Regions from separate parts of the Homo sapiens genome. Here region 1 is linked to region 2. The links are chromatin loops, found by intact Hi-C in ENCODE. Cell type or tissue: A673. All regions are shown on one strand. Links, peaks and the distances in the headings refer to the core of each region. The heading gives the core; the rest is flanking DNA. Region 1 has its middle 42 kb from the start of SEC61A1. Region 2 has its middle 9.1 kb from the start of RUVBL1.

Region 1 (15,104 bases), core at 3,594-11,593, 120 kb before region 2:
ATATCATGCAAGCACTAGTCATTTTTTCAAAAGCCGGAGTGCCTATATTCTTGTCGGACAAAGTAGACTTCAGGGCAAACATTACCAGGGATAGAGATGTTTCTTAATGATAAAGGTGTGAATTTATCACAAAGACATCATAATCCTAAATGTGCATCTGCCTAATCACAAAGCTTCAAAACGCATGAAACAAAAACTGACAAACCCACAATTCTCATGTGTGATTCTCACGCAGAATTGAAAGGAAAAACAGACAAATCCACAATTCTCATGCATGATTCCCACACTCCTCTTCCAATAAGGACACAGAAGACTCGAACACGGTCAGCCAATTTAACCATCTCACGCTTAACAATGGCAGAATGTCCATTCTCAGCGCACATAGAGCCATCATCGAAATAAACCATATGCTGGACCACAAAACAAGTTTCATAAATGTTAAACGCTAAAAACAGGCAGAGTATGTTCTCTAACTAAAATATAGTTTAAAAAGAAATCAGTAACAATTAGATATCATTTAAATCCCTCACAATTGGAAATTGAACAAAGCACTTTTAATTACCCATGGGTCAAAGAAGAGATCATAAGAGAAATTAGAAATATTTTTAACTCTGTAAAAATAAAAACGTAGCCTATCAAATTTATGAGAAGCAGCTAAATCAGTTTTTATAGTGAACTTTACAACTTTAAATGCTTACATCATGGCAGGGTGCGGTGGCTCACACCTGTAATCCCAGCACTTTGAGAGATCGAGGTGGTTGGATCACTTGAGTCCAGGAGTTCGAGACCAGCCTGGCCAACATGGTGAAACCCCTTCTCCACTAAAAATACAAAAATTAGCCGGGCAGGGTAGCACACGCCTGCAATCCCAGCTACTCGGGAGGCTGAGGCAGGAGAATCACTTGAAACCGGGAGGCAGAGGCTGCAGTGAACTGAGATCATGACACTGAACTCCAGCCTGGGCAACAGAGCGAGATTCCGTCTCAAAATAAATAAATAAATGCTTATATTAGAAAAGGGTCAGAAATTAGTGAAACCAGTTAATAAATTTAGAAAGATCATAAAATACAAGGTCTATCTACAAAGAAATGTATTTTTATAAACTGGAAATGACCCACTAGTAAATGAAATTTAAAACTTTTAGCCCTTAGATGGAATCAAAAACACAAAAAATAATAAGGGATACATTTAACAACATATGAGCAAGAACTATTCACTGAAAACTGCAAGGTATTACTGACAGTGATTTCTAAGGGCCCAAATAGAGAGACACGCCATGTTCATGGACTGGAAGACTTGAACATGGGTGGGTGCAGGTGAAACAGGACTGGCCAAGGATGATGACTTTAGGGGCCAGATGCTGGGTACACGCATTATACAGTCCCTCTACTTCTATGTACATTTGAAATTTTCAGTAGAATAAAAGGAGCATAAAATATAACCTCCACATCACATTGGGCACCTTCTCCTCCTCATAAGCACTCTCTGCAGCTGCGTAGACTGCCTCGTGGATTCATGTGGGTTCTTGGAATCCGGCCACATTCAGAGACGTGTGAGGCAGGGTGGTTGGGGATTGAGGTTCTCAGTCAGGCAACTCACCCTCTCTGTGCCTCAACTTCCTCATCTGTGACATAGAGCTGCCTTCTAGTGTTGTTGTGAGGACTCAAAGGGTCCTACACCAGAGCACATGGGCTGGCTCCTGGAGAGGGGAGCTGACGGTGCATGCTGACATGCTACCATCGTCACCACCGTCATCCTCATCATGGTCATCTTCATGCTTGTTGTTCCGCTGGTTTCTGATTTCCTGCACTTGCAAGTAACACCACAGCAAACTTCTTTACGTATAAAGCTTTGCCTCCAACTCTGATGCTTTTCTTAGCCTAAATCCTAAAATACTGGATTTCTCAAGCAAAGGGCAGTCAGGCACCCACAGCAGGCAAGAACAGGGGCTGGACCAGAGCCCAACTGCCAGGACTGAATACACACAGCTGCTGCCGGAGGGCCAGCCTGCCTCTACCCAGCCCCGTCCTGGGGTCAGCGCCGCCTCAAAACCAGGCAGTGGCGATGGATGGACAGAGATAGGCCTAGGAGACATTTAGGCCTGGGATCAGAGACGCAGGTGCCACAGGGACCAGGTGGAGAAGGCAGTGCTGCATGCTCAGAGCAGCTGTGGCACACCTATGACTGAGTTTCATGCAGCAGCGATTGCGCTACACCTGGGGCAGGCATTGTTTCAATTGATCTTCAGAACTCTAAGAGGCAGTTCTAACAATAATTCCAAGTCACAAGTGAGGAGACAGAGGCACAGAGAGATCACGTCCCTTGCCCAAGATGCACAGCTAGTCACTGCTGGAGCCGGGATTCAAACTCTGGGATCGGAGTCCTGACCCACCACACTATGCCACGCCCATATGTTCATTGGAAGCCATGCCTGGGTCTGTCCCAAGAGATCCCATTTCGAGGTTTCTGACCCCAAGATGGCATTGCCCAAGGCAAACATTCCAATATTATTATTATTATTATTATTATTATTATTATTATTATTATTATTTTAGACAGAGTTTCGCTCTGTCCCCAGGCTGGAGTGCAGTGGTGCGATCTTCACTCATTGCAACCTCCGCCTCCCGGGTTCAAGCAATTCTCCTGCCTCAGCCTCCCAAGTAGCTGGGATCACAGGTGCCTGCCACTATGCCCGGCTAATTTTTGTATTTTTAGAAGAGATGGAGTTTCACCATGTTGGCTAGGCTGATCTCGAACTCCTGATCTCAAGTGATCACCCTGCCTCAGCCTCCCAAAGTGCTGGGATTACAGGTATGAGTCACCCCGCCTGGCCAAACATTCCAATTTTTAAGTGTTGACAATGAATTCTTACAAATTTAATACTACACAGCCCTCTTGCCACATTTGGCCTACGGGGTATCAGTTTGCAGCCCTGGGAAGGATGAAGCGAGGGAGAGGAAGGTAGTGCAGGCTCCTTCCCAGGGAGTGGGGACACAGAAAAAGGGGCAAGCAGCCCCATTTGTTTGCGTTTCCATACAGTAAGCAAACCTACAAAGGAATGGGCCATCCCCTGTTGCTGGGTCAGGAAGCAGGGATCACAAATGCCGGAAAAAAGAAAAAAGAAAAAAAAAACACCTAGGCACAACCTGGGCTTTCTGCCCTCTGGCAGTAGGGATGGGGTTGAGAGGCAGAGGACCAACGCTGTCACTGTGATTCCCAGGCGCACTGAGGGGAGGGGCACCCCCTGGCGACCCTCCAAGAAGCAGCCCACCCAAATTGCTGCCTGCTGCAAGGGCCAAATGCTGGGACCAGAGGGACCGGCGACCGGGGCCTTTTGCACCGGGCTTTACCCTTTAACACAACAAAACAGAGCCCAGCCTGCTAAGGAGTGTTACACACCTGCTGAGAAACCCAGCTATGCCTGGCCCTCCTCTCAGGCAGACACATTTCCCAGCCCTTGTTGTACACACGATGCCAGCCTTGGGGCCATCGTGCCTCTGTGATCAATAAAAGTAGAAGAAAGGAGCTGAGGCCACCTCATCCCCAGCTGGGAGGCAGGCGGGAGGAGAGGCCCCCAGGCAGCTCAGCTGATGGCAGCTCAGGACAAAGTCTCAGCGTCATCCTGACCCTCCTTCCCAGGCACTCCCCCTTTTTTTCCCCGCCACCACCCCCTTCCCCCCGCCCCCTGGGCACTTGGAAGAGGGGGGTGGGAAGCCGTCTTTGGGATGGAGCTGGGTGGGCAGGGAGCTTGCAGAAGGGCTGAGGAGGAGGTGGGATGGGCTGAGGGAGGAATGAACAGGGCTGCGGCCCCTCAGGGAGCTCCGGATGGGTCCTGAGCCAGGACCAGCCCTGACCTCTGGGCGAAGCCTGCCAACAGCCGGGCAACAAACCTTCCTTGAAGAGGACGCCAGGTGGAGCATCCGCAAAGCCCGTTCAGAGCCAGGCCCCGGCCACCTTTGTTTGTTGCCTGGACCATGGCAGAGGCCTCCCACCTTCCCTGGTTTCCCGCACTGCAGCCAGAGGGAATCTTGGACGGTGCAGCAGGTCCCAGGGCTCCGGCTCCCAGAGGCCGAGGTCCCTAGGGAGGTGTGTAAGGCCGTCAGCACTCTGGCCCCACCTCACCCCACTCTCCGGATTCCTCTGGTTGGTCCTCCGCCGCCATGTGCGGCTTAGCTGTTCTTCCTCTAGAACCTTCTTCCCCCAGACATCCCAATACCAGTTCCTGCACCTCTCCCAAGTCTTTCCCCCTTCTCGGGGCCCTTCCCCACCCATGCGCTCAGGATTCAACGCTGCAGGTCCTCTCCCTCCCCCTAGTGTATTCTTCTCCGTAGCAGGGTCCACCCCCTGCCCACACAGTGACTGCCTTCCAGAGTGCCCGGTAGCTATTTCAGGCTGTTCCTAGCGGTTTCCGTGGGGAAGGAGGGCCCAGACCTGCCCAGCCTCTGGCTGGGTCCCTGCTCCCTGCCTGTCGAAACTCCACCCACGGATCCTGTGATCAGTCTCTCCGGGCTCCTCATGGAGCAGAATTCTCACCCAGTGCTGTCCAGGAAAGCAGAATCCCAGCCACGTCTGCGACTTTAAAGTATGCAGTAGCCACATTTTAAAAAGTAAAAGGAAATGAGTGCAATTAATTTATATTAATTATAGTTAATTTACATACTTTTATAAATAATATACTTTATCTGACTCAATATAACCAAAATATTGTCATTTGAACCCATAACCAATATAAATATATAAGCATATAATAACTATATAAAATATACAAATATGATGGGATATCGTGCATTCTTTTTTTCATACTAGGTCCCCGAAATCCAGTGTGTATTTTACACTCACAGCACGTCTCACTTCAGATGAACCACATCTCAAGAGCTCAGTCCCCTATGGACCAACACTCACATTGTCCCCAGTTCCCCTCTAAACAATGCAGCAATAACATGCTCACACATGCCTCCTGGAAGGCTAGGGTGTGAATTCGTTTCTCTCCTGGGTACGTCCCCAGGGCAGTGGTGGCTGGCTCAGACTTAATTGGCCATGGTTTGCCAGCTCCCTCTGTAGGATGGCTGCGCTGGCCACACTTGCCCTCAAGACACAAGGGTCCACTGGCTCCACACCTTTCCACTTTCTGCATTACCCACCTTTTTTTTTTTTTTTTTTTGAGACAGAGTCTCACTCTGTCGCCCAGGCTGGAGTGCAGCGGCACCATCTCGGCTCACCGCAAGCTCCGCCTCCCGGGTTCACGCCATTCTCCTGCCCCAGCCTCCCGAGTAGCTGGGACTACAGGTGCCCGCCAACGCGCCCAGCTTTTTTTTTTTTTTTTTTTTTTTTTTTGTATTTTTAGTAGAGACAGGGTTTCACTGTGTTAGCCAGGATGGTCTCGATCTTCGGACCTCGTGATCTGCCCGCCTCAGCCTCCCAAAGTGCTGGGATTACAGGCATGAGCCACCGCGCCGGCCATTACCCACCTTTCTAATGTTAGTCAATAGGATAGCTGTAAAATGACACCTCCTTGTTATTTTGATTTGCATTTCTCTAATTGCTAATGAGTTTGGGCTGAGCTACCTTTGAAAGAATTTGTCCAGCCTAAATGAGCATCAATAACAGATTAGCTAAATAAGTCACGTTGTCCTAATTCACAGACTATTGTAGACCTGTTAAAAAGAATGGAACAAGGCTGGGTGAAGTGGCTCACGCCTGTAATCGCAGTGCTTTGGGAAGCCAAGACGGGCAGATCACTTGAGCCCAGGTGTTCACGACCAGCCTGGGCAATATGGTGAAACCTCATCTCTATAAAAAATACAAAAATTAGCCCAGTACGGTGGCACATGCCTGTAGTTCCAGCTACTTGGGAGGCTGAGGCAGGACCACACCCAGTACCACCTGCTCTGCCAGGCACTCACTGTGTGACCTTGGTTCTGCCTGTGCCTCAGTCTCCTCCTCTGCAAAACAAAAAAGGGATGAGGAGAGTCTCACAGATTGTTGTGGAGAAGAGGCATTTGGAGATGCACAGAGAGCAGCATCCAGTCACCTGCGTGCCCCAGCTCGGCTCCGATGCCAGCACTCGCTCCTCTTTGCCATACACCTTTGCTGCGCATCTACCAAATTCCAGGCACTGCTCCGGAGTCTCTCGGAACACAGAGGTGAAGTGCAAGGAAAAATAATAATCATCATATGATTATTAACCCTAGAGAAAATAAAATGCTACATAGGAGAGGGAAGGTAACCATAGATTACCATATGGCACAGCTGTGCCTTGTGTTTACACCGGTTTATGATAATATAAACTCTGAGCCAGAATTAATAACTAAAAGGAGAGAGGGATCAGGACAAGGGAGGGACAAGGACAAACTGTATCCTCAGGAAGCAGAGGCCCTCCATGCTCTTAAGGCCAGCGGCTTCCCTCAGTTGCGACAGGAACGTTCCTTGGCCTCCTGAGCCACTGAGGGCAATGCTGGGTGGCCCACTGCTTGGGTGCTGATGGCTGTCCATTTCAGGGGCATCTGAGCCAGCAGCCCTTGGAGCCCAGCCTCACATACCATAGGCCCAAGAAAGAAGGCTTATGCAAGGCCACACCTGGAGCTAGAGCAGAACCAGATGCAAACCCACCCTGCCTCTGGGTCTGGTGCTCTTTCCTCTGGCCTGCTCAGAGAGCGCAGGCTGGGACCTCGGGATATCCCTTCTGTGCCGGGATCTTTTTTTTTTTTTTTTTTTGAGACAGGGTCTCACTCTGTCACCCTCACCCAGGCTGGAGTGCAGTGGCATGACCTCAGCTCACTGCAGCCTCTGCCGCCTGGGTTCAAGTGGTTCTTGTGCTTCAGCCTCCTAAGTAGCTGGGATTACAGATGTGTGTACCACCACACAGGCTAATTTTTTGTATTTTTTAGTAGAGACAGGGTATCACCATGTTGGCCAGGCTGGTCTCAAACTCCTGACCTCAAGCGATCGGTCCACCTTAGCCTCCCAAAGTGCTGGGATTACAGATGTAAGTGCCGGAATCTTGCACAGCAGAGAGTGGGACTGGTGAAATATGCCCTGGTGCACACACACAGCAGAATGCGTGGCTGCCTACACACAGTAAAGCAAAGCTAGCTGAGTTCCTTTGGGCCCTGTTGCCCCATCTGTAAAATGAGGCTGTGCTAGTGCTTGTGGGCTATGTAAGGGTCCCCTGCATTAATATAGATAAAGCGCATCATTACCATCCTCCTCCCCTCCACTGAGGAGAGACAGCCTCCATGGTGCAATGCCCAGTGCCAAAGGCAGGTGAAGAACTCAGCTCACACCCTGGCTCTGCTGGTGGGGTGTGGACAAGGCCCTGAACACACACATCCATGTGTGAATGTATGAGGGGGTGCTATATGGATGAGTGTGGGCACATTGTGTGTGGCAGGTGTGTATACGTGTGTATGTATAGTTGTGGGTATGTATTGGTGAAAATCATAATCTCCCATGACACAATCCTGGATGCCACGATCTCGAGTGTTGAAATCCTGAAAGATCAAAACTCCAGATGTTGAAATCCTCAAAGTCAAATTCTAGGAAAAGGATTAGTGCATTTCAGGATCATTGCATCATGTTGGTTGCATGTTGGGTGGAACTATTGCTTTGTTATCTTTGTTTGGAAATTCAGTGTGGTTTAAGGAGATGTGTTTGGGTGCCAAGTTGACAAGCCTGGCTCTGCTGTAGACTTGAGAAACCTGGTAGGCATTATTTTGGGGGTGTCTGTGAGCGCGTTTCCAGGGGAGACGAGTGCGTGAGTCTGACTGGATCAGGGGAAAGATCTGTTCTCGGTGTAAACAGGCACATTTATTTATTGCGCAGATAAATCCCCTTTTAAAAATGTTAATAAATGTCTTTTAGAGAATTCTAAAATTATTTTTTCCAGAATTACGTTTCGGGGATTTTTATCTTTTGAAATTTTGATTTTCAAGATTCTATACTCTAGGGATTTTGATCTTTCAGGATTTCAGCTTTCAGGATTATGGAATTTGGAACTGTCTTTTGGTACTATGGCCCAAACTGGTGTGCATACGTGTGTGTGTGTGTGTGTTCATGAGTGTACATATATTGTGTATATCTGTGTGTGAATGGGGTATATGTACATATGTGTGTATATGAGTATGTGTGTGTGTTGTTGGTAAACACAAATCTAGAGAAAAAAATTGTATTTTTTCCGGTGCAAAGAAAGGGAATAAGGCACCCCCTCCCACTTCCTACTTCCTTTAATAAAGCTGAAATTGTAAACGCTACCTCTGTCTCCTTGAGATGTATGTAAATTTATTTTATTGTATCATTATTATTGCAGTAAAGAAATAGTTTATGACCCGAGGCCGGCCACCCTGGAGATTGAGTTATCACTCAATCTCGCTGAGGAGTTGGGGGGGGCTTTCAAGGGTTTTGGAGTGGTGATCGCTGATTGGTTAGGGATGAAATCTTAGGCGTGGGAAACCTCCCTGAGTCCGCCTCAGTCTGGGATCCTCTGACAGGTTTTGCAGCCCCGGGCTCCTTCTCTCCGCCTTGGAAACAGCCAGGAGGTGGCGCCGGATCTCCCCCATCCTCAGGAGTGTGAGGCCCAGGTGCTCGCTTCAGGAAGTAAACTTCTTGTCAAAAGACAGGAGGCATTTGGGAAATTAGCACGTATGGAGTGGGTGGTGTCTGCCAGGCTATGAAAGCTCTTTTTCTTTGCAATCTCTTTAGCCGACTGTCTGTGATGCACACTGCTGTCTAGTTGTAGCAAAACTAACTTCCTGTTACCTTTGTGGAGAGGTTTTCTGGGTTGACAGATTTTGTTTTTAATCATTTTCCCAATGACATGTGTGTGTTTAAGATATGTGTCTATGGCGGCGGTGGGAGCGGGAGAGTGTCCTAAAAAGCCGGTTCAGTGCACACCTCTAGGACTGGTGGAACTGAAGCTGGAATCGGGGATGGGAGGGACAAACCAGTTTTTTCCTATACACTCTGTGTAGCAACAGAACTAAGCACGTGCATGTGCCTTGCATCACAGTTCACTTAGCAACGAGCTGCATCTATGACTGTGGTCCCATAAGATGATAATGGGACCGGGCGTGGTGGCTCACGCCTGTAATCCCAGCACTTTGGGAGGCCGAGGCGGGTGGATCACCTGAGGTCAGGAGTTCAAGACCAGCCTGGCCAACATGGCAAAACCCCGTCTCTACTAAAAATACAAAAATTAGCTGGGTGTGGTGGCGTGAGACTGTAATCCCAGCTACTCGGGAGACTGAGGCTGGAGAATCGCTTGAACCCGGGAAACGGAGGTTACAGTGAATCGAGATCGTGCTACTGCACTCCAGCCTGGGCAACAGAGTAAGCCTCCGTCTCAAAAAAAAAAAAGGACCTAAAAATCCCCCTCGCCTAGTGACGTCACATCAGCTATGACGTCATCGCACACATTCCTCTCTGTGTGTGGTGATGCTGGTGTACACAAACCCACTGCACTGCCAGTCGGATGAAAGCCCAGCACATGCAATTATGTACAGTACATAATACTTGATCCTATTAATAAACGACTGTGTTACTGTCAGAGGCATTGAAACCAGTGCAAATCCATCTTGAGTAGGGACTGGGTAAAATAAGGCTGAGACCTACTGCGCTGCGTTCCCAGACAGTTAAGGCATTCTAAGTCACAGGATAAATTAGGAGGTCGGCACAAGATACAGGTCATAAAAACCTTGCTGATAAAACTGGTTGCAGTAAAGAAGTCGGCCAAAACTCACCAAAACCAAGATGGCCATGAGAGTGACCTCTGTTCGTCCTCACTGCTACACTCCCACCAGCGCCATGACAATTTACAGATGCCATGGCAACATCAGGAAGTTATCCTACATGGTCGAAAAGGGGAGACAAGAATAATCCATCCCTTATTTACCATATCATCAAGAAATAACCATAAAAATTGGCAACTAGCAGCCCTCAGGGCTACTCTGCCTACAGAGTGGCCATTCTTTTGTTTCTTCGCTTCTCCAATAAACTTGCTTTCACTTTACTCTACAGATTCGCCTCGAGTTCTTTCTTGCCCGAGATCCAAGAATCCTCACTTGGCATCTGGATCATGACCCCTTTCCAGTAACATTACCAGTTTATGTATTTACTGTATTTTACTTTTTAATCATTATTTTAGAGCATACTCCTACTTATTAAAAAAAAAGTTAGTGATAAAACAGCCTCAGGCAGGTCCTTCAGAAGGGATTCCAGATGAAGGCATTGTCATCACAGGAGGTGACGGCTCCATTAGTGTTACTGTCCTTGAAGACCTTCCAGTGGGACAGGAGTTGGAGGTGGAAGGTAATGATATCACTGATCGGGACCCTGTGTAGCAGGTCTCAGCTAATGTGTGTGTTTGTGTCTTAGTTTCTGAAAAAAATGTTTAAGAAGTAAAAAAAAAAAAAAAAATTAATAGAAAAAGGTTTATACAATAAGAATATAAAGAAAGAAAATATTTGTGTATGATTGTACAATGTGTTTGTGTTTTAAGTTAAGTGTTATTACAAAAGAGTTGAAAGTGGCTGGGCATGGTGGCTCACGCCTGTCATCCCAACACTTTGGGAGACCAAGGCGGGCAGATCACAAGGTCAGGAATTCAAGACCAGCCTGGACAACATGGTGAAACCCCATCTCTACTAAAAATACAAAAATGAGCCGGGCATAGTGGCGCACACCTGTAACCCCAGCTACTCGGGAGGCTGAGGCAGGAGAATTGCTTGAACCCTGGAGGTGGAGGTTGCAGTGAGCTGAGATTGCGCCACTGTACTCCAGCCTGGGTGACAGAGCGAGACTCTGTCTCAAAAAAAAAAAAAAAAAAAAAAAGAGTTGAAAGTTAAAAAAATTGAAAAGTTTCTGAAGTAAAAATGTTACAGTAAGCTAAACATAGTTTGTTATTGAAGAAATAAAATATATTTTATAAATTTGTGTAGCCTAAGTACACACATTTATAAAGTCTGCTATAGTGCACAGTACTGCCCTAGGCCTTCAGGTTCACTTACCACTCACTCACCGACTCACTGACTCACCCAGGGCGACTTCCAGTCCCACAAGGCTCCATCCCTGGTGAGTGCCCTATACAGGGGTACCTTTTCACAATTTTTTTTTTTTGAGACAGTCTCGCTCTGTCGCCCAGGCTAGAGTGCAATGGCACCATCTCAGCTCACTGAAACCTCTACCTCCTGGGTTCAAGTGATTCTCCTGCCTCAGCCTCCTGAATAGCTGGGATTACAGGCACTCACCAACATGTCTGGCTAATTTTTGCATTTTTAGTAGAGATGGGGTTTTGCCATGTTGGCCAGGCTGGTCTTGAACTCCTGACCTTAGGTGATCCACCCGCCTTGGCCTCCCAAAGTGCTGGGATTACAGGCATGAGCCACCATGCCCAGCCGGAATTCTTAATTTCTGAAAAACTGAGTTCCTTCCAGTTTATATATTAGGCACAGGAATCCTGATCCAAAGGAAATACACTGCAGCACCAATTGGCTGACTTTGGATAAGTAATGGGGTACATTTTACTTGAGTAAAGGATGGGATTGAGTTAGAGGGCCTCCCCTCAGTAAAGTCCCTCTTGGTTAAAAATAGATTAAAGATGACAGGGTCCAACTGAGGGCAAGCCTTGCCAGTTCAATATTGGGTGCTAAACAGCGTGGCCAATGTCTATGTTTTGTCACTCATATTTTCCTCTGGCCAGAATGAAAAATGTTAATTGGGTTACCCCATGCAACCCCTTGAGCAGCAACTTGCAAAACTGAGAGGCTTTTGCCTGATTCCATAAAACAAAAAAAGATGATTTTCCTTTATGATGTGGCTTGGCCCCCAGGGCTATAGTGTGGCAAGCAGGGTCACTAGGGTTGCTCAGGGAAAGGGAACCCAGGAGCCTGGCATGCCCGCAAAAGGGTAAGAATTTATTACCAGTCGGACTCTGACCTTTCTCTCTCTGTGAAAACTGGTTAAATAAATGGTAAAAATCACTGTTTATCTCCTCTCTAAAGTTTTGATTAACACAAAAAAGAATTCTGAGGCTGGTCTTAAGCTGTAGTGAACCTGGTGTGCTTTATGTGTCTTTCTGTATTGTTCTGTCGTGAAAGGGAGTACCTTAGGATAAAGCATGTGTCTAGGACACCATAAACCCACTGTTCAAGATGGCCCAGAAAACTGGTCAGTCATGTCCTTGGGAGCCTGACCTTATAACCATGTGGCCATGCTTTCCCTTTTCATAATGGAGGCCCAGGTTCAGGGTTCAATTCCCTTAGGAAATGAGTACTTTCTGGTTTGATATCTGTGTAATCCTTACCATTTGTTGATTCTCTTCCCCTCCATGAACCATCTTAAATTTTCCTTTCTCTGAGCACAGAAATACTGTGCATTTGGCCTAGGCAAGGCTGCATAATAAAAGATTTAAAAGGAATTTTAAAAAGAGCACTATAGTTAAAAGTCAGCTTAATTAAAACTGGATATTAAAGCTCTAACAGCCTGGGACTCCTTGGGAAAAACAGGAGGCTCCAGAGACCTGTTTTGGAAAAAAATCCCTTTTCCTCATGGAACCTCAGGAATTGGAAATGGATAGATCCTCCTCAAAATCTAAGGCTCTGTTCTTTTTAGGATCCAGGATCTGGTGTAAAAATGGGATCTGTTTTTCCCTTCCAACTGTGCCTGCTTATTAGGCTCTAGAAATTGCAGGCTTTCCTGGCCCTGTTCTTCCACCCTAGGACTCCACTCTAAAGCCAGTAATCCAACTTAAAAAACTTAAAACTTGGCTGGGCACAGTGGGTTATGCCTGTAAACCCAGCACTTTGGGAGGCTGAGGCAGGTGGATCACGAGGTCAGGAGTTTGACACCAGCCTGGCTAACATGGTGGAACCCCGTCTCTACTAAAAATCCAAAAAATTAGCCTGGTGTGGTGGTACACACCTGTAATCCCAGCTACTTAGGAGGCTGAGGCAGGAGAATCGCTTGAACCCAGGAGGCAGAGGTTGCAGTGAGCCAAGATCACGCCACTGCACTCCAGCCTCGGTGACAGAGTGAGACTCTGTCTCAAGACAAAAAACACACACACGCATACACACAACTTAAAAATTGGCAAATGAAAAATCTTACAACTACTTCTGTCTGTCTGTGCAGTTATATATGTGTTGTGTGTGTGATGTTTATATAAAAGAGCTCTAATTAATTGGCTTTAAGAAAACTAAGCACTTAAATCAAATATTTTGGCAGAAAAGTAAAAACTGTAATGTCTTAGTTCACATAACTTTAGTAATCTTGGGGAAATAAAAACAGCTTTAAAGACTATTGGTAAAATAAAGACATTTGGTCTAAATTAGGCAGGTTAGATATTTGATTTGCTAAATGCTTTAAGGTCATAAACTGCTTCTTAGGCTTTTGAAAATTATTCAATTTACCTACTTTGGAGCATTAGATTCTAAATAAGGGCCAGGCACATGGCTCATACCTGTAATCCCAGCACTTTGGGAAGCCAAAGCAGGTGGATCACTTGAGGCCAGGAGTTCGAAAGCAGCCTGGCCAACATGGAGAAACCATGTCTCTATGAAAAATACAAAAATTAGCTGGGTGTGGTGGCATGTATCTGTAATTCCAGCTACTCAGGGGGCTGAAGCAGAAAAATCACTTGAACCTGGGAGGCAGAAGTTGCAGTGAGCCAAGATCAGACCACTGCACTCTAGCCTGGGTGACAGAGTGAGTGAGACTTTGTCTCCAAAAAAAAAAAAAAAAAAAAAAATCCAAATAAGGCCTGGGGACAACCAGTAAAATAACTTGTTGTTTAAAAAGAGGGATGTTTAGGACAAGTCAGAAAGTCCATGCATGTTGTAGATGGCTTGTGTACATTGTGAAAGGATTTGTGAAAGAAAATTTATGCACCAAAAGTAAAAGTTGCTAAGAGTTACCATTGTAACACGTGATTGAGACTACTGAAGAAATAGTTTTACATGCAAGGTGTGTGAGGAGAATGAAATGTGTTTTTGGTAAAAGATTCTAAGAAAGCATGGGAATGTAAATTTTTGCATAGTTTAGAGAGCTAAAGGATTGTTTTAGATAAGAATAAGCTAAAGGTTTGAACAAGTTGTGGAAGTTTTGTAAAAATTAATGTTGTTAAAAAAAATTCTGTATGTGAACATATTGACTAAATTTAAAGGAGTATTTTCCAATTTTTCCATAAATTGAACATCAAAATAAAGGCACAAACAGGGTTTCCTTAAATCACTGATCTGTTCTTTTTTTTTTTTTTTTTTTTTTTTTTTTTTGAGACAGAGTTTTACTCTTGTTGCCCAGGCTGGAGTGCAATGCTGAGATCTGGGCTCACCGTAACCTCTGCCTCCTGGGTTCAAGCAATTCTCCTGCCTTAGCCTCCCAAGTAGCTGGGATTATAGGCATGTGCCACCACACCTGGCTAATTTTTTATTTTTAGTAGAGATGGGGTTTCTCCATGTTGGTCAGGCTGGTCTCAAACTCCCAACTTCAGGTGATTTGCCCGCCTTGGCCTCCCAAAGTGCTGGGATTATAGGCATGAGCCACAGTGCCCTGCCTGATCTGCTCTTTAACAAAACTTTGTAAAGGGTTACAAAAGGTTTATGATAATCTCATCTTATGGTCAAACTGATTAAGATTGGAAAGATTTGTCTGTAAGGTTTTATTAAAAATTGGGGTTAACATTAATAGTAAACTAATGCAAGAGTGAAGTTTAGCTTTCTCTCTTGAACAAGATTTTCATGCATATTAACAGATAATGAAGCTTTTCATTTGCCTTTTGAATAAACTACTGAACAAAAGAAGGGAAAGAAAAGAGACAGATTGTTTGGAAAGCTAAGTCTTCCCTCTATCAATGAGTAAAGGTTTTGCCTTTAAAAAAATATTCGAGTCATCATTGTGGCTAAATGAATGACTTATGGAAACCTGGAATTCTATTTCATAATATCAAGTGTTTTAAACCTTTAACATATTTGATAGCCTTCCCGAAATCAAATTTCAGCTTCAAAATGGTCTTTTCTGACCTCTAGCTTTAAGATGCTACAGAGGACCCCTGAAGAATCCAAAAGAGAGGTAAACAAGATTATCTGACATGTTTCATTACATGGGAAACATTGTCA
Region 2 (15,104 bases), core at 3,910-11,909:
TATACTTTTTTCTTTTCTTTTGAATCTAGGTTTCTAATGATTTGCATAATTACTGGGTCAATGTTTTTCTCTCCCAGTAAACTGCAGGCCTTTTGAGGGTGTAGACCACATTTGATTGTTTACCATTTTAACCTAAGTGCCTGGCACACAGCCTACAACACAGCTCACAATTAAGGCTTCTCATGAATTCAATTAAGGTTCTAGACCACACACAAACACATACACTTGAATTCATCAGTTTTGCTGCATGTATTTTACACGTTGGCTTTTATAGGACTTGGTAATGATTTCCATCAGTGAATGGAATCTTTTGGCATTTTCAGGGCCTAAAAGAACAGAGGCCAGGCCTTGGAAGGCTGAGGTTGTTACTAGGGCATGTGGTTCATCAGCACTAGAGACAGCACCCCACAAAGTTGCTTAGCCCCTCATTGACTTGTTCCTGGTCATTACTCTTAGAAAAGAAGCAATTCCTTTCTCTATATGGAGAAGGAAACTTTTCCACCAACTAGTAGTCAAAGTGAGGCATTCTATGGGACTGACTTCTTTGTGTATTGTCCAATTAAGGAAAAAGACTTTTTTTACACTTATTATTTCAGCCCTAGTCTTTGTATCTTTTGGCACAGAAAGAAGGATTTCCTTCTAGTCCAAAAAGAGAAAGGGAGAATCAGGATTTTAGAGCACAGAGGAATATCCCCTGGATTACTTGGTCTAGTGGTTTTCAAACCACATTCCCAGCAGTTGTGGAATCCTTTTGTGGCCAGTACGGGTGGGGACAGGGAATGCTGAGAGTGTAGGATACCAGCTCCATGCCCCCACTTCCACCAGAGTTGTTCCTTTGTGTGTGTGTGTGTGTGTGTGTGTGTGTGTGTGCTAAATAACAGTTCAAACATCACTGATGGGCCAGGGGCGGTGGTACACGCCTGTAATCCCAGCACTCTGGGAGGCCGAGGCAGGTGGATCACCTGAGGTCAGGAGTTCGAAACCAGCCCGGCCAATATGGCAAAACCCCATCTCTACTAAAAATACAAAAATTACCTGGGCGTGATGGCAGGCGCCTGTAACCCCAGCTACTCAGGAGGCTGAGGCACGAGAATCGCTTGAACTCAGGAGGTGGAGGTTGCAGTGAGCCGAGATCGTGCCATTGCACTCCAACCTGGGCAACAGAGCAAGACTCATCTCAAAAAAAAAAAAAAAGGTCATTGATCTGGCCTAGCATTCTCATTTTACATGTGACGGAACTGAGGCCCCAGGAAGGGACAGGGTTTGTCCAAGGTCACAAATTGAGCAAATGCCTGACACAGATCCAGTGTGTAAAGATGCTGGACCTGGCTGCAAAGTCAGACAATTTCTTTCATTTCAACAGAAAACAATGTGGCAGGCCAGTATCCAAGCTACACAAGTCCAATAAACAGCAAGTGAGGCCTGCTGCAGTGGACAGGGTTATTCCTGACCAGCGTCCATCCCACTTCTGCGCACCACCACTCTCGTTTTCCTTCAGGAAATGACCGTTCTCCCACTTTGAGTCTGCGTAGTTTGGGCGAACTGACCCCACACCCCATGTTTGTTTCAGTGGTAAACACGTGGCCCTGGCCTGACCTATCAGTATCCCATCCTCTCAGACACTGTAATTGGCTCAGAAATGTGAGCAGCTAGTTCAATGACAGTCAGTCCTGGCAATTTACTGGACATATCAGGAGAGAAAATGTAGGTAATGGATCTGCAGGCTGGTCTTCTTTGTTACTTCATGGGGAGACTCTACCTGAGAATGAAGCCAAGACAGAGGAAAGGAAAGCTGACAGAAAGAGATTCCCGATGAAATCCTTTATATCCCTGCATCATCCTCGCCTTACTTGCAGTGTAACATGGCATTTACTTTGGGGCTTAAGATGTTTGAGTTAGATTTCTATCTGTGGGTACTGAAAATCCATATCAATGTAGTGACACATATGTAAGTAATTGTGTGGACTACTACATTCCAGAATTGTGCTGTGACAGCCCTAGACCTGCCAGCTCTCATTCCCTCACTCCCACGACCCTCTCATTCCCTTACTCCCACGACCTTTGCTCTTTCACCTCCAGGCCTTTGACCTCTCTTTCTCCAGCCCAAGCTTGATTATCTCAATCACTTGTTTCCTGACCCTTCTGCTCCCTCCTTACCTTGACTTCTATCACACCTGAACTTTGAACCCACAAGCCCAGGTCAAGCCTCCCTCTGCCTTCTTCACTGCCTCCTGAGGGCTACTGTGTGTGGCAGGATGCAACTACCCAGTGGTGCCCTGTAACCACTGCACAGTCATGGTCTCCAGCCTCAACTGGAGCAACCCAAGTAATGATTAAATGTTGTTATTTGGCCAGGTGCAGTGGCTCACGCCTGTAATCCCAACACTTTGGGAGGCCGAGGTGGGCAGATCACTTGAGGTCAGGAGTTCGAGACCAGCCTGGCCAACATGGTGAAACCCCATCTCTACTAAAAATACAAAAATTAGCCAGGCATGGCAGCACACACCTGTAGTCCCAGCTACTCGGGAGGCTGAGGCAGAAGAATTGCTTGAACCCAGAAGGCAGAGGTTGCAGTGAGCCGAGATTGCGCCACTGCACTCCAGCCTGGGCGACAGAGTGAGACCCTGTCTCAAAAATAATAAATACATACATACATACATACATACATACATACATACATACATACATAAATACATAAACGTTGTGTTAGTTTTTTGGGGGGCTTCAAGTGATCCTCCCATCTCAGCCTCCCGAGTAGCTGGGCATGCGCCACCACACCCAGCTAATTTTTTCTATTTTTTTGTAAAGACAGGGGTCTTGCTGTGTTGGCTAAGCTGGTCTTGAATTCCTGAACTCAAGCAATCCTCCTGCCTTGACCTCCCAAAATGCTGGGATTACAGGCATTAGCCATAGCACCCAGCAGTAAATGTTACATTAGTTAAAAGATTAGTTCAGCTGCAGTAACAGAGAGATCTAAAATAACAGTGGATCAAACAAGAGAGAAGTCACTTTATCTCACAGAAAGTCCAAGCAGGCATGCCAGGAGGTGGGCTGGCTTTACAATCAGTAAGGGCCTATGGTCCTTCTATGATGTGGCTCTGCCACTCCCCACACACATTGTCTATCGTGTGGTCCAAGATAGCTGCTCAAACTCCTCCCAAAAGGGCTGAATTTGCACCAACTAGAAGGAAAAAAGGGGAAGAAGAGGACATACTTCTTCCCTTTAACCTTGATATTGAAGTTGCACCATCATTTCTACTCATATCCCAGGGGCCAGCACTTAATCAAATAGCTAGAACTAGCTGCAAAGGAGGCTGAGAAATGTAGTCTTACACTGGATGGATATGTGCCCAGTTAAAAATTCAATTCCTATGTAAAGAGAGGAGAAGATAGATTGGGAAACAACTCTCAGGCGCTACCCTAAGCTTCTACTATGTGCCAAGCACTGCTGGATTCTCCTTGTATGCGACTCAAAGGCAGGTATGACCTTCCTTCTAGCCAAGGCATCTTTACTATCTGGGTCTCAGGTTAGCAACCTGGGCCCCATTCCATCTCTCAAAGGCCTTGCTCCACCCATTACCTTCCTTTTCTTGTATTTCCATCTATCCTCCCTGATCATTCCCACAGGATATGTGCAATCTTTCTCCCTCCTCCCCCTCCTAATGTCATCACTTGCATTTCTTTCCTAGCACAGTTCTCATCTTGCCAAGTGCCCCCCTTTCCCTTCCCAGGCTTCAGCCCAGTGCAATGTAGCTTTTACTCTTGCTGCTCCCATGAATCTGCTATCTCAAAAGTCCAGGGTGCCACAAAATGAGTCTTAATAAATGTTAAAAATTGAAATAATACATAATACTTTTCCAATCACAATGGAATAAAACTTGAAATCAATAACAGAAGGAAAAATCACAAATATGTGGAAATTAAACCATACATTCTTAAACAATTAACAGGTCAAGAAGAAATCATAAGGGAAATCAGAAAATACTTTGAAATGAATGACAACAAAAGAACAACGTACCGAAACTTATGGGATGCAGCAAAAGCAGTGTTAAGAGAGAAGTTTATAGCTATGAACAGCTATAATAAAAAAGAAGAAAGATCTCAAATTCATAACCTAACTGTACACCTACAGGGACCAGGAAAAACAACAACAACAACAACAAAAGAACAAGCTAAATCCAAAACTAGCAAAAGAAAAGAAACAATAAAGATTAGAGAATAGCAGTATTCCCAGTAGTAAAGAGGCAGAAGCAATATAAGCATCCATTGACAGATAATGGATTTTTAAAAGATGGTATATACATATAATAGAATATTATTAAGCCCTAAAAAAGAAGAAAATTCTGACATGTTACAATATAGATGAATATTGAGCCATCATGCTAGGTAAAATAAGCCAGTCACAAAAAGACAAGTACAGTATGGCTCCACTATGAGGAAGTAGTTAAATTCATAAAGACAAAAAGTACAATGGTGGTTGCCAGGGGCTGGGGAAAGGAAAAATAGAGAGCTAATTCAATTGGTGCAGGGTTTCCATCTGGGAAGATGAAAAAGTTCTGGAGATGGATGATAGTGATGGTTGCACAACAATGTGAATGTACCTAAAGCCGCCTAACTGTACACATAAAATGGTTAAAATGGTATCGTTTATGCTACGTATCTTTTACCAAAAATTTTTAAAAAGATTAAAATGGAGACAAAATAGAGAAACAGAAAAACAGAGAAAATAAAAAAACTAAAAGTTGGTTCTTTGAAAAGAATAACAAAATTGACAAATCTTTAGCTAGATTGACTAAGAAAACAAGAGAGAAGACTAATGATAAAATCAGAAATTACAGCAGGAACATTACTATTTACTATACAGAAATAAAAGGAATATAAGCGAATACTGTAAATAATTATAAACAAATTGGATAATCTGGATGAAATAGACAAATTTGTGGAAAAAAACTGTGAACAGACTACCAAAACTGACTCAAGAAAAAGTAGAAAATCTTAACTGTAATCAAGTAAGGAGACTGAGTCAGTAACCAAAAGTCTCCCTATAAAGAAAAGCCTAGAGCCGAATGGCTTAACTACTGGTTTCTACCAAACATTTAAAGAACTAACACCAGGCCAGGAGCAATGGCTCATGCCTGTAACCTCAGCACTTTGGGAGGCCGATGTGGGAGGATTGTTTGAGGTCAGGAGTTCAAGACCAGGTTGGGAAATAGCAAGACCCCATCTCTACAAAAAAAAAAAAAAAAAAATTTTATTTATTTATGTATTTATTTATTTATTTATTTATTTATTTATTTATTTTTGAGACGGAGTCTTACTCTGTCCCCCAGGCTGGAGTGCAGTGGCGCGATCTCGGCTCACTGCAAACTCCACCTCTCGAGTTCATGCCATTCTCCTGCCTCAGCCTCCCGAGTAGCTGGGACTACATGCGCCTGCCACCACGCCTGGCTATTTTTTTGTATTTTTAGTAGAGACCGGGTTTCACCGTGTTATCCAGGATGGTCTCGATCTCCTGACGTCGTGATCTGCCCACCTCGGCCTCCCAAAGTGCTGGGATTACAGGCGTGAGCCACCCTGCCCGGCCTTTATTTTTTTTCAATTTTATTTGCCAGGCATGATTGTGCCCACCTGTAGTCTTAGCTACTTGGGAGGCTGAGGCGGTAGGATCACTCAGGCCCAGGAGTTTGAGGCTGTAGTGAGCTTTGATCACACCACTGCACTTTAGCTTGGGTGAAAAAGTGAGACACCAGTCCTTCCCAAACTCTTCCAAAAAACTAAAGAGAACACTTTCTAATGCATTCTATGAGGCCAGTGCTGCCCTGATAACAAAGCCAGATAAAAACATTATAAAACAGGCTGGGCATGGTGGTTCATACCTGTAATCCCAGCACTTTGGGAGGCCAAGGAGGGCAGATCACCTGAGATCAGGAGTTCAAGACCCCATCTCTACTAAAAATACAAAAACTATCTGGGTGTGGTGGCATGTGCCTGTAATCCCAGTTACTTGGGAGGCTGAGGCAGAGAATCACTTGAACCTGGGAGGTGGTGGTTGCAGTGAGCCAAGATCACGTCACTGCACTCCAGCCTGGGTCACAGAGCGAGACTCCATCTCAAAAAACAAAACAAAACAAACAAACAAACACTGTAAAACAAACCAACAACAACAACAAAAAAAAACAGATCAAGATCCTGTATGAATATAGATGCAACAATTCTCAACAAAATTCTAGCAAACCCAATTTAGCAGTGTGTTAAAGGATTATCACCATGACCAGTGGGATTTATTCTAGGAATACAAAGGTGGTTTAACATACAAAAATCAGTGTAATATACCATATTAATAGAGTGAAGGGGAAAAGCCCCACATGATCAACTCAACTGATTCAGAAAAAAAATTTGACAAAATCCAATACACTTTCATGATCCAAAAAACAACTAGGAGTTGCCTATGAGAGGGAGGCGGAGCAAGATGGCCAAATGCACCCTCCAGAAATTGCCCCCACCTGCCGCCAGCAGGAAACCAAATTGAAAAACTATCCACACAAGAAGGCACCTTCATAAGAACCAAAAATCAGGTGAGCAGTCACAGTCCCTGGTTTTAACATCACATCAAAGAAAGAGGCACTAAAGAGAGTAGGAAAGACAGTCTTGACTCACCTGCACTACCCCTCTCTCATCCCCTGCCTGAGGCCTCATGGCACAGAGAGAGAATCTATGTACTTGGCAGAGAGATTATGGGACTTTGTACTGGAACTCAGTGCTGCCCTGTCACAGCAGAAAGCAACACAAGGCAGAATTCAACCAGCACCCACGGAGAGAGCATTTAGACAAGCCCTAGCCAGAGGGGAATCATCCATCCCAGTGGTCAGAAACTGAGTTCCGGCCAGCCTCATCACCGCAGGCTAAAGTGCTCTGGGGTTCTACAGAAACTTGGAAGGCAGTGTAGGCCACAAGGACTGCAATTCCTGGGCAAATCTTGGTGCTCTGCTAGGCTTGGAGCCAGTGAACGTGGGGTGCATGTGACCTAGCAAGACAATACCCAGGGCAATCAAGGGAGTGCTTGCATCACCACTCCCCCAAAGCCAGGCAGCGCAGCTTGCAGCTCCCGGAGAGACTCCTTCCTTCTGCTTGAGGAGAGCAGAGAGGAGAGTAAAGGGGACTTTGTCTTGCAACTTGGATACTAGCTTAGCCACAGTAGAATGGGGCAGCAGGTAGAGTCCTGAGGCCCTTATTTCAGGCTCTAGCTCCCAGACGACATTTCTAGACACACCCTGGGACAAAAGAGAATGCAGCGTCTTGAAGGAGGAAAACCCAGACTTGGCAGGATTCATCATCTGCTGAGTAGAGTGCATGGGCCTTGAATAAACATCAGTGGTAGCCAGACAGTATTTACCACGAGCCTTGGGTGAGACCCAGTGCCATGCTGGCTTCAGGTGAACCAGCACATTCCCAGTTGTGATGGCCACAGAAAGAAACCCTTTCTGTTTGAAGAAAGGAAAGAATAAAAGGGACTTTGTCTTGCAACTTGGACACCACCTCAGCCACAGTGGGGTAGAGCACCGAGTGGTCTTTTGGGTTTCCCAATTCCAGGCCTTAGCTCCTGGGTGACATTTTTGGACTTGCCTTGGGCCAGAGGGGAGCCTACTGCCCTGAAGGGAGAGACCCAGGCCCAGCAGTATTCAACACAACTTGAAGAGAGAGCCCTTGGATCTTGAGTGAGCATCAGCGGTAGCCAGGCAGTTCTTGCTATAGGCCTGGGTTGGTTGTGACCACAGGGAGAGTTCTTCTGCATGAGGAAAAGGGAGGGAAGAGTGGAAAGGACTTTGTATTGCGGTTTGGGCACCAGCTCGGCTACAGTAGACTAGAGCACCAAATGGATTCCTAAGGTTTCTGACTCCAGGCCCCAGCTCCTGGATGGCATTTCTGGACCTGCCGTGGGCTGGGGGATGAGCTTGTCACTCTGAGGGAAGGACATAAGCCTGGCTAGATTCACCAGATGCTGATTTTAGAGCTTTCAGGCCTTAAGTGAACATTGGCAGTAGCCAGGCAGTGGTCACCATGGCCCTTGGGTGAGACACAGTATTGGGCTGGGTTTGGGTCTGACCCAACAAAGTCCCAGTGGTGTTGCTACAGAGGTGCTTGTATCATCCCTCCCCCAGCTTCAGACAGCTTATCAGAGAGACTCTGTTTGTTCCTGGGAAAGTACGGGAAGAGAACAAGAGTCTCTGTCTGGTAATCCAGGGAATTCTCCCAGATCTTACCCAAGACCACCAAGGTAGCACCTCTATGCAGCTGAAAGTCACAGCTTTATTGGGCTTGGGGTGCCCCCTAGTGCAGATACAGCTGCAGTGACCAAAGACAGATTACAACACTCAATTCCCTTTGAATGCTTGGCAAGGCTTCCCAAGAAGGATGGGTACAAACAAGCTCAGACTGCAAAGACTGTAATAAATACCTAACTCTTCAATGCCCAGATATTGACAAATATCCACATCATCAAGGCTATCCGTGAAAACATGACCTCACCAAACAAATGAAATAAGGCACCAGTGATCAATCCTGAAGTGACAGATATGTGACCTTTTAGACAGACAATTCAAAATAGCTCTTTTGAGGAAGCGCAACGAAATTCAAGATAATGCAGAGAAGGAATTCAGAATCCTATCAGATAAATTTAACAAAGAGATTGAAATAATTAAAAATAATCAAGCAGAACTTCTGGAGCTGAAAAATTCAGTTGATATACAAAGCATGCATCAGTCCACAGCAGAACTGATCAAGCAGAAGCATTAGTGAGCTTGAAGACAAGCTATTTGGCCAGGCGTAGTGGCTTATGTCTGTAATCCCAGCACTTTGGGAGGCCGAGGTAGGCAGATCACTTGAGGTCAGGAGTTTGAGACCAGCCTGGCCAACAAAGTGAAACCCCTTCTCTACTAAAAATACAAATGTTACCTGGGCGCGGTGGTAGGCGCCTGTAATCCAGCTACTCAGGAGGCTGAGGCAGGAGAATCACCTGAACCTGGGAGGCAGAGGTTGCAGTAAGCAGAGATCATGCCACTGCACTCCAGCCTGGGCAACAAGAGTGAAACTGTCAAAAAAAAAAAAAAAAAAGACAGGCTATTTGAAAATACACAGAGGTGGCCAGGCATGGTGGCTCATGCCTGTAATCCCAGCACTTTGGGAGGCCAAGGGTGGCAGACCAAGTGAAGCCAGAAGTTCGAGACCAGCCTGGGCAACATGGTGAAACCCCATCTCTACAAAAAATAAAAATAAAAATAACAATAAATGAGCTGGGTGTGGTGGCACATGTCTGTAGTCCCAGCTACTTGGGAGGCTGAAGTGAGAGAATCAATTGAGCCTGGGAGGTCAAGGCAGCAGTGAGCTGTGATTGCACCACCGCACTCCAGCCTGGGTGAGAAACTTTGTCTAAAAAAAAAAAGAAGAGGAAGATGAAAAGGAAAATAAAATGCAAAGAGGGGAAAAATTTAAAAAAAAGAATGAAGCATGTCTACTAAATCTAGCAAATAGCCTCAAAAGGGTAAATCTAAGAGTTATTGGCCTTAAAAGAAAGTAGAAAGAAAGATCAGGGTAGACAGTTTATTCAAAGGGATAATAAACAGAACTTTCCAAACCTAGAGGAAAAAAAATTAATATTCAAGTATAAGAAGGTTATAGAACACCAGATATAACCCAAATAAGACTATATCTAGACATTTAATAATCAAACTTCCAAAGGTCAAGAATAAGGAAAGACTCCTAAAAGCAGCAAGAGAAAAGAAACAAATAACATACAAAGGAGCTCCAATATATCTGGCAGCAGACTTCTCAGTGGGAACCTTACAGGCCTGGAAAGAGTGGCATGACATATTGAAAGTGCTAAAGGAAGGCTGGGCATGGTGGCTCATGCCTGTAATCCCAGCACTTTGGGAGGCCGAGGCGGGTGGATCACCTGATGTCAGGAGTTCGAGACCAGCCTGGCAAATAGGGTGAAACCTCATATCTATTAAAAGAACAAAAATTAGCCAGGTGTGGCGGCATGCACCTGTAGTCCCAGCTACTTAGGAGGCTGAAGCAGGAGAATCGCTTGAACCCAGGAGGCGGAAGTTGTAGTAAGCCAAGATTGTGCCATTGCACTCCAGCCTGGGCTACAGAGCAAGACTCCATCTCAAAATAAGTAAATAAATAAATAAACTGCTGAAGAAAAAATATTTTATACTAGGATAGCATACCCAGCAAAAATATACTTCAAACATAAAAGAGAAATAAAGACTTTCTTAGACAAACAAGGGCTGAGGGATTTAATCAACACCAGACTTGTCCTACAAGAAATGCTAAAGTGAATTCTTCAGTCTGAAAGAAAAGGATGTTAATGAGCAATAAGAAATCACCTGAAGGTGCAAAACTCATTGGTAATAGTACGTACACAGACAACCACAGAGTAGTGTAGCACTGTAATTGTGGTGTGTAAACTATTCGTATCTTAAGAAGAAAGAATAAAAGATGAACTTATCAAAAATAATAACTACAATAACTTTTCAAGACATGACAGTATAATAAGATATATATCATAGAAACAACAAAAAGTTAAAAAGCAGGGGGATGAAGTTAAACTGTAGAATTTTTAATTAGTTTTCTCTTTGTTCTTTTTTTTGGCAATTAGTGTTAAGTTGTCATTAGTTGAAAATAAACTATGCAGATGTTATTTGCAAGCCTCATGGTAACCACAAATTAAAAAACCTACAACGCATGCACAAAAAATAGAAAGCAAGAAATTTAAAGATACCACCAGAGAAAATCACCATCACAAAAAGGAAAACAGGAAGGAAGGAAAAAAGGAAGGAAGAGAAGACACAAATAATCAGAAAAAAAAAACCAAAATGACCGTAGTGAGCCCTTACTTATCAGTAATAATAGTGAATGTAAATGGACTAAACTTTCCAATAAAAAGACACAGAGTAGCTGAATGGATTGAAAAAACAAGACCTGCCAGGTGTGGTGGCTCATGCCTGTAATCCCAGCACTTTAGGAAGCCAATGTGGGTGGTGAGCCCAGGAGTTTGAGACTAGCCTGCGCAACATGGTGAAACCCCATCTCTACAAAAAATACAAAAATTTGCCGGGCATGGTGGCATGCACCTGTAGTCCCAGTCACTTGGGAGGCTCAGGTGGGAGGAACACTTGACCCTGGAAGGTCAAGGCTGCAGTGAGCAATAATCATGCCACTGTACTCCAGCCTGGGTGACAGAGTGAGACCCTGTCAAAAAAAAAAAAAAAAACAATGATCTATTGCCTATAAGAAACATATTTCACCTATAAAGACACACACAGATGGAAAATAAAGGGATGGAAAAAATGTTCCATGCAAATGAAAACCAAAAAAGAGCAGGAGTAGCTATACTTACAGCAGAAAAAATAGATTTCAAGACAAAAACTATATAAGGAGACAAAGAAGATCATTATATAATGATAAAGGGACCAATTCAGCAAGAGGATATAACAATTGTAAATATATATGCATCCAACATTCGATCACCACATATAGAAAGCAAATAGTATTAGACCTAAAGATCATGAACAAAGAAACATGGGACTTAATCTGCTATAGACCAAATGGACTTAATAGATATTTACAGAACATTTCTTCCAACGGCTGCAGAATACACATTATTCTCCTCAGCACATGGATCATTCTTAAGGATAGACCACGTTAGGCCACAAAACAATAAGTGCCTACATGAAAAAAAATTGAAACACTTTAAATAAATAACTTACTGGTGCATCTTAAATAACTAGAAAAGCAAGAACAAACCAAATCTAAAATTAGTAAAAGAAAAGAAGATCAGAGCAGAATTAAATAAAATTGAAATAAAAATACAAAAAAGCAATGAAATGAAGAGTTGGTTATTTGAAAAGATAATATCAACAAATCTTTAGTCAGACTAAGAAAAAAACAGAGAAGACCCAAATGAATGAAATCACAGATGAAAAGGGAGACATTACAACTGATGCCACAGAAATTCAAAGGATCGTGAGCAACTACTATGAACAACTATATGTCAATAAATTGGAAAACCTAGAAGAATAGATAAGTTCTTGACATATACAACCTGCCAAGATTGAACCATGAAGGAATCCAAAACCTGAATAGACCAATAACAAGTAACAAGATCAAAGCTGTAATAAAAAGTCTCCCAGCAAAGAAAGACCTGAGACCCAATGGCTTTAGTGCTGAATTTTACCAAACATTTAAAGAAGAACTAATATCAATCCTCCTCAAACTATCCCAAAAAATAGAGGAGGGAATACTTCCAAACTTATTTTATGAGGTCAGTGTTACCCTGATACCCAAATCAGGCAAAGACGTATCAAAAGAAGAAAAGACAACTACAGGCCAATATCCCTGATGAACATTAACGCAAAAGTCCTCAACAAAATATTAGCAATGTGAATTCAACAACACATTAAAAAGATCATTCATCATAACCAAGTGGGATTTACCATAGGGATGCAAGGATGTTTCAACATATGCAAATCAACCAGTGTGGTACATCATATCAATAAAATGAAGGACAAAAGCCATATGGTCATTTCAAGTGGTGCTGAAAAAGCATTTGATAAAATTCAATATCCTACTATAGTAAAAGCCCTCAAAAAACTTGGCATAGAAGGAACCTACCTCAACACAATACAAGCCATATACAACAGACCCACAGCTAGTGTCATACTGAATGGGGGAAAACTGAAAGCCTTTCCCCTATAATCCAGAACAAGACAAGGATGCCCCTTTGCTACTATTATTCAACATAGTACTGGAAGTCCTAGCTAGAGCAATCAGACAACACAAAGAAATAAAAGGCATTCAAATCGGAAAGAAAGAGGTCAAATTATTCTTCCTTGCAGATATGATCTTATATTTACAAAAAACTAAAGATTACATGCACACACACACAAACACACCGACACACAAACTGTTAAAAGTGATAAACAAATTCAATAAAGTTGTAGGATATAAAGTCAACATGCAAAAATCAGTAGCATTTCTATATGCCAACTGTGAACAGTCTGAAAAAGAAATCAAGAAAATCCCATTTGCAATATCTACAAATACAATAAAATACTAAGAATAAACAACCAAAGAAGTCAGAGATCTCTACAGTGAAAACTATAAAACATGCAGGAAATTGAAGAGGCCACAAAAAATGAAAGATAGTCCATGTTTATGAATTGAAAAAATCAATATTGTTAAAATGTTCATACTACCCAAAGCAATCTACAGATTCAGTGCAATCCCTATAAAAATACCAATCACATTTTTCACAGAAATAGAAAAAAAAATCCTAAAATCTATATGCAACCATGAAAGACTCAGGATAACCAAAGCCATCCTGAGCAAAAAGAACAAAACTGTAGCAATCACATAACCTGACTTCAAATTATGCTACAGAGCTATAGTAACCAAAACAGCATGGTTCTGGCATTAAAAACAAAAACAAAAACATAGTCTAATGGAATAGAATAGAGAACCCAGAAACAAATCCATACATTTACAATGAACTCATTAGACAAAGGTGCCAAGAACATACACTGGTGAAAGGATAGCCTCTTCAATAAATGGTGGATAGCCATACGAGAGAAAATGAAACTAGACCCCTATCTCTCTCCATATACAAAAATCAAATCAAAATGGATTAAAGACTTAAATCTATGACCTCAAACTATGAAACCACTAAAATAAAACATTGGAGAAACTCTCCAGGACATCCTTCTGGGCAAAGATTTCTTGAGTAATACCCCATAAACACAGACAACCAAAACACAAATGGGCAAATGAGATTATATAAAGTTAAAAAGTCTCTGCACAACAAAGAAACAATCAACAAAGTGAAGAGACAACCCACAGAATGGGGGAAAATATTTGCAAACTATTTACCTGACAAGGGATTAATAACCAGAATATATAAGGAGCTCAAACAACTCAATAGGAAAAAATCTAATAATCCAATTTAGAAAAAACAGGCAGAAGATCTGAATAGGTGTTTCTCAAAAGAAGACATACAAATGGCAAGTAGGCATATGAAAAGGTGCTCACCATCACTGATCATCAGAGAGATGCAAATCAAAAGTACAATGGGTATCATCTCACTCCAGTTAAAATGGCTTTTATCCAAAAGACAGGCAATAAAAAATGCTGGTGACAATCTGGAGAAAAAGTAATCAGTATGTCTAAGAGACATCTGTACTCCCGTGTTTACTGCAGCACTATTCACAATAGCCACAATTTAGAAGCATCCTAAGTGTCCATTAACAGGTGAATGGATAAAGAAAATAAAAAAGAATGAGATCCTGTCACTTGCAACAACATGGATGTAACTGGAGGTGATGATGTTAAGTGTAATAAGCCAGGCACAGAAAGACAAATTTTGTATGTTCTCACTCATTTGTCGACACTAAAAATTAAAAGAATTTTTAATTGTACTCCCATGAGATAGGGAGTACAATAATGGTTACAAGAGGCTGGGAAGGGTAGTGGGGATGCGGAGTGGGAATGCTTAATGGGTACAAAACTATAGTTAGAATGAATAAAATCTAGTGTTTGATAGCACAGCAGCGTGACTATAGTCAACAATAACTTATTGTACATTTAAAAATAACTAAAAGAGTATAATTGGGTTGTTTGTAACACAAATAAATTATGTACGCTTGAAATGGTGAATACCTTATTTACCCTGATGTGATTATACATTGTATGCCTGTGTCAAAATATCTCATGTACTCCTTAAATGTATGTACCTACTATGTACCCATATAATTAAAAAATTTTTAAAAACTTCCTCAATATGATATGATACAAGTTTTTTTGTTTGTTTGTTTTTTTTTTTTTTGAGACGGAGTCTCCCTCTGTTACCCAGGCTAGAGGGCAGTGGCGTGATCTGGGCTCATCCTTGTGTGCTAATAGACCTGAGAACAAAGCTTACTCAGGGGTGGGGCTGCTGGCTTTTAGATTATAGGCACACTCCCTGCACCTGCTCCCACGTTTTCAGCAGCATTTGGACTTATCCACCTTTCTAATTATTGGCAAGCTAATGGGCATGCTTATTATTTCAG

The links. Peaks named below come from ENCODE experiments on the same cell type or tissue, not always from the same donor. Only the 100,000 strongest peaks of a DNase experiment are listed, where the experiment ranks them.
Region 1: it touches region 2 in a loop (10-fold over the local background); 5 of 110 quality-filtered maps call a loop at or near these places.

What each region holds. Positions count from the first base shown.
Region 1 is chr3:128,002,857-128,017,960 of GRCh38, forward strand. No RefSeq gene overlaps it. Among named protein-coding and RNA genes, the nearest start is that of SEC61A1, 42 kb to the right of the region's middle. RefSeq lists an enhancer at 8,689-9,189. In A673, for the core only: a CTCF peak has its summit at 8,524 (motif pointing right); a DNase peak (open chromatin) is centred at 8,475; H3K27ac peaks cover 418 bases.
Region 2 is chr3:128,125,366-128,140,469 of GRCh38, forward strand. It overlaps a transcript of RUVBL1 not described here. Among named protein-coding and RNA genes, the nearest start is that of RUVBL1, 9.1 kb to the left of the region's middle. RefSeq lists a silencer at 8,101-8,395. In A673, for the core only: a CTCF peak has its summit at 8,341 (motif pointing left); a DNase peak (open chromatin) is centred at 8,326; H3K27me3 peaks cover 530 bases.